Linked DNA regions of Homo sapiens: region 1 is linked to region 2. The links are chromatin contacts, found by Hi-C or POLR2A ChIA-PET in ENCODE. All regions are on one chromosome and are shown on one strand. Each heading gives the region's core, a stretch centred on a gene start or an enhancer-like site at or near the end of the contact. The rest is flanking DNA. Distances are from core to core; before and after follow the strand shown. Region 1 has its middle 16 kb from the start of POLR2F-AS1. Region 2 holds the start of SH3BP1 (SH3 domain binding protein 1).

Region 1 (3,197 bases), core at 1-2,500, 380 kb after region 2:
CCGAAGGGTTAACGAGGGATGTGAGGAAGGGGCCCTTTAGCCATGATGCCCTCTGACCTTTCATAAATCAGAGGGGCTTAGGGGCGAGGGGGCTGCTTGGCAGGACTTGGTGGGGTGGGGGCTTAGAAGCAGCTGCGCGCGACGTTGACATTGTTCCCACCATTCTAAGTGCAACAAATCCCTCTATTGTGTTCCTGGTTTATCTGGTTCCTCTTGTTTATGAGCAGGGCTCCTTTGGCAGCGGTTCCAGCCCTGGGCGGGTGGAAAGAGTGCTGGCACGCACCGCGGGGGGAGGGGGCGGGAGGGGGCCGCCGTCAATGCCCGCATTGTCCCCGCGCTTTTTGTTTCTACTGTAATGACATGTTGGAATAGAGAGAGAGAGAGAAGGAAAAAAAAAAAGATACAAGCTGGGGAGGGAAGAGGAGGGCAGAAAAGAAAGAGCAGAGCAAGGGCCTGGTGTGGATTGATGTCTGGGCCTGGGCGGATGTGCCGGCAGCTGGGCGGCCGGGAGAGATGGAGCCAGGCCGGGGTGCCGGGGGGCAGCGCAAGGGGCCAGCCAGCCCCCCACCCCAGCCTCTGCTGCCTGGCACCAGGTCCCCCCACCACTCTCCAGCCCTCCTGAGGCAGCTGTGGGGCCGTGCCTGAGCGGGGCACGTGCCAGGGTCTGGGGTCTGCATCCTCATGTGCCCTGGGCTTGCTGTGCCACCCAAGGCAGCCTCTCTAGGTCTGGGTGCCTAAAGCCTGCAAAACTGGTGTGCTGGGGAAGAAAGGCTCCTCTGGGGGTTTTGGAAATGATGACGTGCCCTTCCTAGTCCTGGGTCTGTGCGTCTGAGCCTCGGGTGGAATAGGGGGCTCACACTAGGACAGAAAACCCTGAACTGCCCCCAGAGTGATCATGCTCAATGTCAGCTTGGCTCTTGGGGGTCTGTCTCCCAGCTGGGCCTGGTCCAGATGCGGGGGCAGGAGCTGAAAAAGAACCTCAGTAGGGGAAGGTGGGCCCTGGTACCACCTGGTTCTGCCAAGGGCTCCCAAGTTGTTCGCCATCTCTGGGCCTGTGGGTGTCTCCCTCTTCAGGTAATGGGCTGTAGGGTCCTTCCAGATCTGGCAGTCTGGGCTGTATCTAGGGCTATGTCCAGGTTGTAGGGAAGAGCTCAGAGCACCTGAATGGGTCATGCAGTCCCGTCAGCATCTCAGGGCTGGAGGGGCCCTCTGAGGCTGTGGCCTCTCCCTGCAACTTCCTGTAGGTCTCTCTGTAGCACCAGCCAAGAAGTCACCCGCCCCCGCTGGCACAGCTCCAGTGACATGGAGCTCACTCCTCACATGGCTTGCTCTGTCCTTGCCCAGCCCAGGCGTTTGGGAAGTTCTTTCTGAACTCTGTCTCCCTGCAGCTTCTACCCTTTGGTTCCAGTTCTACTCATTGGAACCATATGGAACAAGTTAAGCCTCCCTGAGAATTGGTTTCCTCACTTGTAAAATGGGCATGATTGTCCCTGCCCTCCTGCCACATAACAGAGGCTATAATGTGGGCCCTATAACGTGGCCATAAGGTGGAACGTTATCCAGATCCTCCTGGGCTTCAGCTAGGAATTTCTGTCCTGGGAAACCAGTGGGGACCATCCCTTATATGACGGAGGGCAGAGTTTGCTGAGAGGATTGGCTTAGAGTGGGGACTCAGGCTATAGCCAGGGCAAGGGCTCAGGCTGTGATCGAAACCAGGGCTCATCTGTGAACTTTCGTTCATTCTGGGAGAGGGCGAAGGCTCAGTCTGAAGTCAAGATCAGGGCTTAGGCTTGAGCCAGGTTAAGGGTTCGGTGTAGGGTTAGGATCAGGGCTATGTAGGATTTGGAACAGGGCTCAGTTTATAGACAGAGTCAGAGATAGGGTAAGCGTTCATTCTGGACTTAGGATAATGGTTCACTCTGGGGTCTGCAGAGTAAATATTCATTTTTGGTTTCAGGATCAGGGTCCAGTTTGTGACCAAGATCAAGGCTCATAAGTGTCATTTTAGATTTAGAATCGAGCTGAAGGAGGGGTCAGGGTCAGGGTCAGGCCTCAGGCTTAGGGTGGGGTCAAGGCCTCAGGCTATCACCGAATTCTGATGGACAATCTCTAACTAGTGTCATGGCTCCATCTGGGGCTGGGCTGGGGTCAGGACTCCGTCTGAGGCTGTGTTTTGACTGTGAGGTGGCCCAGGCTGGGCTGACTCCTGAATGTGCAGTTTTTGCATCTTCTCCCTGCTGAGAGTCCACCAAAGTTTTCTATGGTAGACCCCAGTCTCTGGAAGTTATCACCAGAGCAGGCAGCACCAGGATGTGCTGGTAGGTTCAGCAGTGGGGAGATGAGGCCAGATGCAGGAGGGTGTCCTCTCTCCAGGCAGCCCATGGGAGGAGGCCAGTGTGTGGTGCGGGAGAGCTGGGGAGGCTGGGGTCAGATTCAGGGAAGAGATTGGCCTCTGGAGGGCCAGGATGGCTCGGGCACATGAAATCCCCCCGTCTCCAGGGAGAACCAGGCCATTGGCCTCAGGATTTCCAGAAGATCCTGGGGATGCTTTGGGGCTGGGAAACATGGCTAATGTGGAGAAGAGTGAGCCGTGGAGGGAGGGGGTGGAAGAGGTTGGACCAAGAGAGAAGGAGGTGTGGGGGCACCTGGGCCTTTCCCTGTGCACGTGGCTGTGTGTCGGTGGACTGGGAAGGTGTGCATGTGTGTGGGTGTCTGTGTTGGAGTGATGGGGACTTGACACATGTTTGGGGCACAGTGTGGCTGTGGGCGGGGTCAGAGTAGGGGTAAGATGACACCCTCCACATCCCCCATTCCTAAGCTGCTGGTGCCGCTTCTTCAGCCCCCGGGCTTGACATTCCCCAAGGGTCCCGGCCATCCCCACATGACTGGCATCTGTGCCCTGGGCAACCATCAGCTGAGAGCCCGTGACTACTGCCCAGCAGCTGGAGACACTCCAGGAGCAGCCCGCCCTGGAGCAGTCCGTGGCCTCACAAGGACCTCCTTGGGGGTGGTTGGGGAGTGAACCCCTCAGGTGACAGATGTGGTCATGACCCCGTGGATCACACCTACCCTCCCTGATCCCCCAAGCACGCCCTGAAAATGGCCCGGTTCACAGGAATCTGCCCAGGAAATAGATCTGCCCAAGGCAGAGAGAGGGAGGGCGGACATGGTGGGGGGGCACCAGGAAAATCAGGCCG
Region 2 (3,246 bases), core at 1-2,500:
CAATGAGTCCTGCCTCATTAGGGAGGAGAGAAGCAGCCAGTGAGTGTGCCAGGCCCTGGGCTAGGTGCTGGGAGTATGGAGATGTGTGGGGCCAAGGTCCTGCCTCTGAGAGGCGCCCAGTCTGCACCGGCACACAGTCTGCACCGGCACACAGTAGTGGCTCAAATAGTCTCAAACTAAACTGAAACTAACAAAGCAAAGTGCAGAGGGTGTGGCAGGACTCTGGGGCACACCCTCCCCTCTTCCCCACGCCTGCGGCTCCTGATGCCACAGGGGTGCAGGGTAAGGAGAGCCTACTGTTTCCTAAAGGCGCTCACATCTTGTAAAACCAGCAGTTATGGAGCACTTACTGTATGCCTAACTCTGTGTTGAGTGGAGGGCCAAAGAGGAGAACTACTGAGTTTGGGGGCAGTCAGAGCAGCACCTACATCATTGCCCTACAAGAAGGAAGGGGGACTGAGGCTGTTTGCCAGGAGGAATGAGAGGAGACGGGCTTCACAGATGGAGCAAACTGCCAGGAGATGTGGAGAACAGGGTGTCGCGAACCGCTCTGGGAGGGTTCCTGGTGGCTGAGGGGTGGCACGCACCTCCCTTAAAGGGAGCTGGCAGGGGTGTCTTGTCCACTCTGCAGAATGGGCAGGCCCAGGACAGCTGGCCCATCAGACCATTAGAAACAGCGAGTCCGGAGTTCCAGGGGCTTGTCCACGGCCACACAGCAGCCCGTGGCCCCAGGAAGCCAAAGCTCCCAGCCAGTCATCCAGTGGTGGGGGGTTTAGTTCCAGGGGGCCAGAGGTCCTCTGCGGAAGAGAGTGCAAGGCAGTATCCGCGGCAGGCCCAGAGAGGCCAGGACAGGTCAGAAAGGCCTACCCCTCTTTCGCTTGGTACCCTTTCCTCTTTGCGAGGGATGCAAAGGTTATTTATACTTCGGGTCTGCAGGCTGCGGGTGGGGCAGGCACCCCGCCTGGGGCGGGTTGCGGGCGCAGGGGCAGGAATGGGCTTACCTGCTTCCCGCCACCGGGGCTGGGCGGGGCGCTGCGGGGAGGAGGAGCCGGGCACAACCTGTGGACGGCCGCGGCCGGCGGACACACAGCAGCGGGGGCCCGGCCGGGGGTCGCCCGGGGGCCCGGAAGCCGGGGAAGAGCGAGGAAACCAACTTGGAGAGAGGAGTGACCTGGGGGCCGGGGGCGGAGTCGTGAGCGGGGGAGGAGAGAGCCGGCCGCCAGCAAGAGCCGCGCGGCGGCCCAGGAAGCGAGAGCGCCGCCCACCCATCCGGGGCAAGAGCCGCGCCGCAGGAGAGGCAGGCTGGACCGGGGGCTCCCCGGGCCCGCGACCCCCGCCGTGACCCCGCAGCCCCCAGCTCGCCCCCAAGATGATGAAGAGGCAGCTGCACCGCATGCGGCAGCTGGCCCAGACGGGCAGCTTGGGACGGTGAGTGTCACCCGCTTCCAGCCCCACTCTTACCCCGGCAGGACTTGAGGGGTCGTAAAAGGGTCGGGGGAGACGGGGGTGGGGGAGGCTGGGGACAGCTGGGCAGCCACCCTCTGAGCGGCCAGACTCCTGCTCTCTCTTCCTCCTCTCTGAACGCCGCCCCCGTCTCTCGGGCAGAGCTGGAGGAGCAAGGGTGGCCTTTGGGGGAAGGGATGCCCCCCCTTACCGGATTGGAGGGGGCTTCAGGCGGGAGAATGCTCTCTGCCCTAGGACGCTGGGACTTCTCTGCCTCCACGAGTCTCTAAGTGGATGGTCCTCCTGACCTCACTTGTCCCCTCTGGACAATGGGACAGTTCACCACCTCTGCTTGCTGGGCCGGGGAGGGAGGAGGGTCGATTAGGGCCACAGACCTGGGGCGAGGGGAGGAGATGGGTCCTGGCCTGGTGGGAGGAGGGGCCTGCCCCTGGCCTGCAGCGTCCCTCCCCCTCCCCCTCCCCCCAGCCCAGGGGCCTCCTGCTTCTGTCTCGTTTCTGCTTTTCCTGGACTCAGGTGGAAATATCCCCAGGTCTCCCAGCTCCCACCCCCAGCCTCTGAGCCGGTGGCACGGAGGCCGGAAGTTTGGGGAGCCTCTCAGAGCCTGTCTTCTCTGCTCCTCTTCCCCCAGCCTCAGGAGTTCCCCATTCTCTGGGTCCAGGGAGGGGACTGGGTGTCCAGAGACCTGGTTCTAGTCTCACACTGGCACAGATGCCTACATAGCCTGGACAGTCAGACCACCTTGCAGTGGGCCTTGGCATCCCCCATGTGTCCCCAGGTGGGGGCCAAGGGCCTGTGCACCCCTGCCCACAGCTGTAGTCCAGAGTGCTGTGTGACTGTGCCTAGGAGTCTGAGCTCCTGCACTTCCCGTTCTTGGGGCCAGCTAATACTCCTCATCCCGGGGTGGGCTGAGGATTTGGGAGTGGGCAGAAAAGAGGCTTCTGTGTCCCAAAGCTGGGCCCCGGGTGGGTCTCTCAGCCTCCCCTTTAGTTTCATCTGTCCGCCCTCTCTCAGGACACAGCCCTGGGTGGAGGAGGAAAAACCCATGTATCCTATTCCCACCCCCATGGAATGTGCTCCGACTGGGATGAAGCAACTGGGCCACCCAGGGCAGGCCTCAGCTGGGAGGGACAGTGGAAGCACTGGGGTCCAGGTGCCCTGCTGCGGGGAAGGGAAGTAGGGGGCGTTCTAACCCAGGCAGGCTCAGCAGAAGCACTCTCCCCCCCCCCCCCACCACTCCCCGCAGCACCCCGGAGACCGCTGAGTTCCTGGGTGAGGACCTGCTGCAGGTACGTGCCTGGGCCGGGCAGGTGGGAAGGCAGGCCTGTGCAGGCTGTCTCGGAGCAGAGGGCCGGGGCGGGGACGCCAGGTAGGGGCCTGGGTTGAGTCATTCCTCAAGCTGTTGGCCATGGGGTCCCCAGGGGACAGGAGAAAGTTTCCTGCTCAGGGGGAGACAGCCTCTCTTGATCCTTAACCTCCATACCTCCTTCCCAGGTAGAACAGCGGCTGGAGCCGGCCAAGCGGGCAGCCCACAACATCCACAAGCGGCTGCAGGCCTGTCTGCAGGGCCAGAGCGGGGCAGACATGGACAAGCGGGTGGTGAGTGGGGGGTCCCGGGAAGGAGGGGCCTGAGCAGGAGACTTCCATCCAATGGGGAAGCAAGGTCGGGGCTGGGGTTTCCTTGCCAGTCTGAGTGTCTGGCACCAAGGGCATGGAGACTGCTCTGTTCCAAGGCCCCTCTGGCACTGCACTCAAGAGGCCCTATACCTTCCCCATCACCTTTAC

Evidence for each region. Hi-C counts contacts between places; a loop is a spot of excess contacts on that map. ChIA-PET counts read pairs that join two places held with the same protein, here RNA polymerase II (POLR2A).
Region 1: a map of breast epithelium shows a loop between it and region 2 (9-fold over the local background). The contact joins the enhancer-like site here to the promoter of SH3BP1 in region 2. A Hi-C loop is called at or near these places in 1 of 168 maps with a recorded cell type or tissue (breast epithelium). POLR2A ChIA-PET finds 5 or more read pairs at or near these places in 2 of 52 experiments (H1 and HEK293).

Annotation. Positions count from the first base shown.
Region 1 is chr22:38,016,446-38,019,642 of GRCh38, forward strand. It overlaps a transcript of POLR2F not described here. Among named protein-coding and RNA genes, the nearest start is that of POLR2F-AS1, 16 kb to the right of the region's middle. Within about 2 kb of position 1,251, at least 15 of the 41 ENCODE cell types and tissues checked have a DNase peak (open chromatin) inside an H3K27ac peak, as active enhancers do; they include breast epithelium, where a contact is called at or near this core.
Region 2 is chr22:37,638,419-37,641,664 of GRCh38, forward strand. It overlaps SH3BP1 (SH3 domain binding protein 1), which reads left to right and starts at 1,251. Exons shown (of 18, transcript NM_018957.6): 1 at 1,251-1,428; 2 at 2,708-2,750; 3 at 2,956-3,060. The coding sequence starts at 1,370. RefSeq lists silencers at 1-218, 849-998, 1,029-1,468.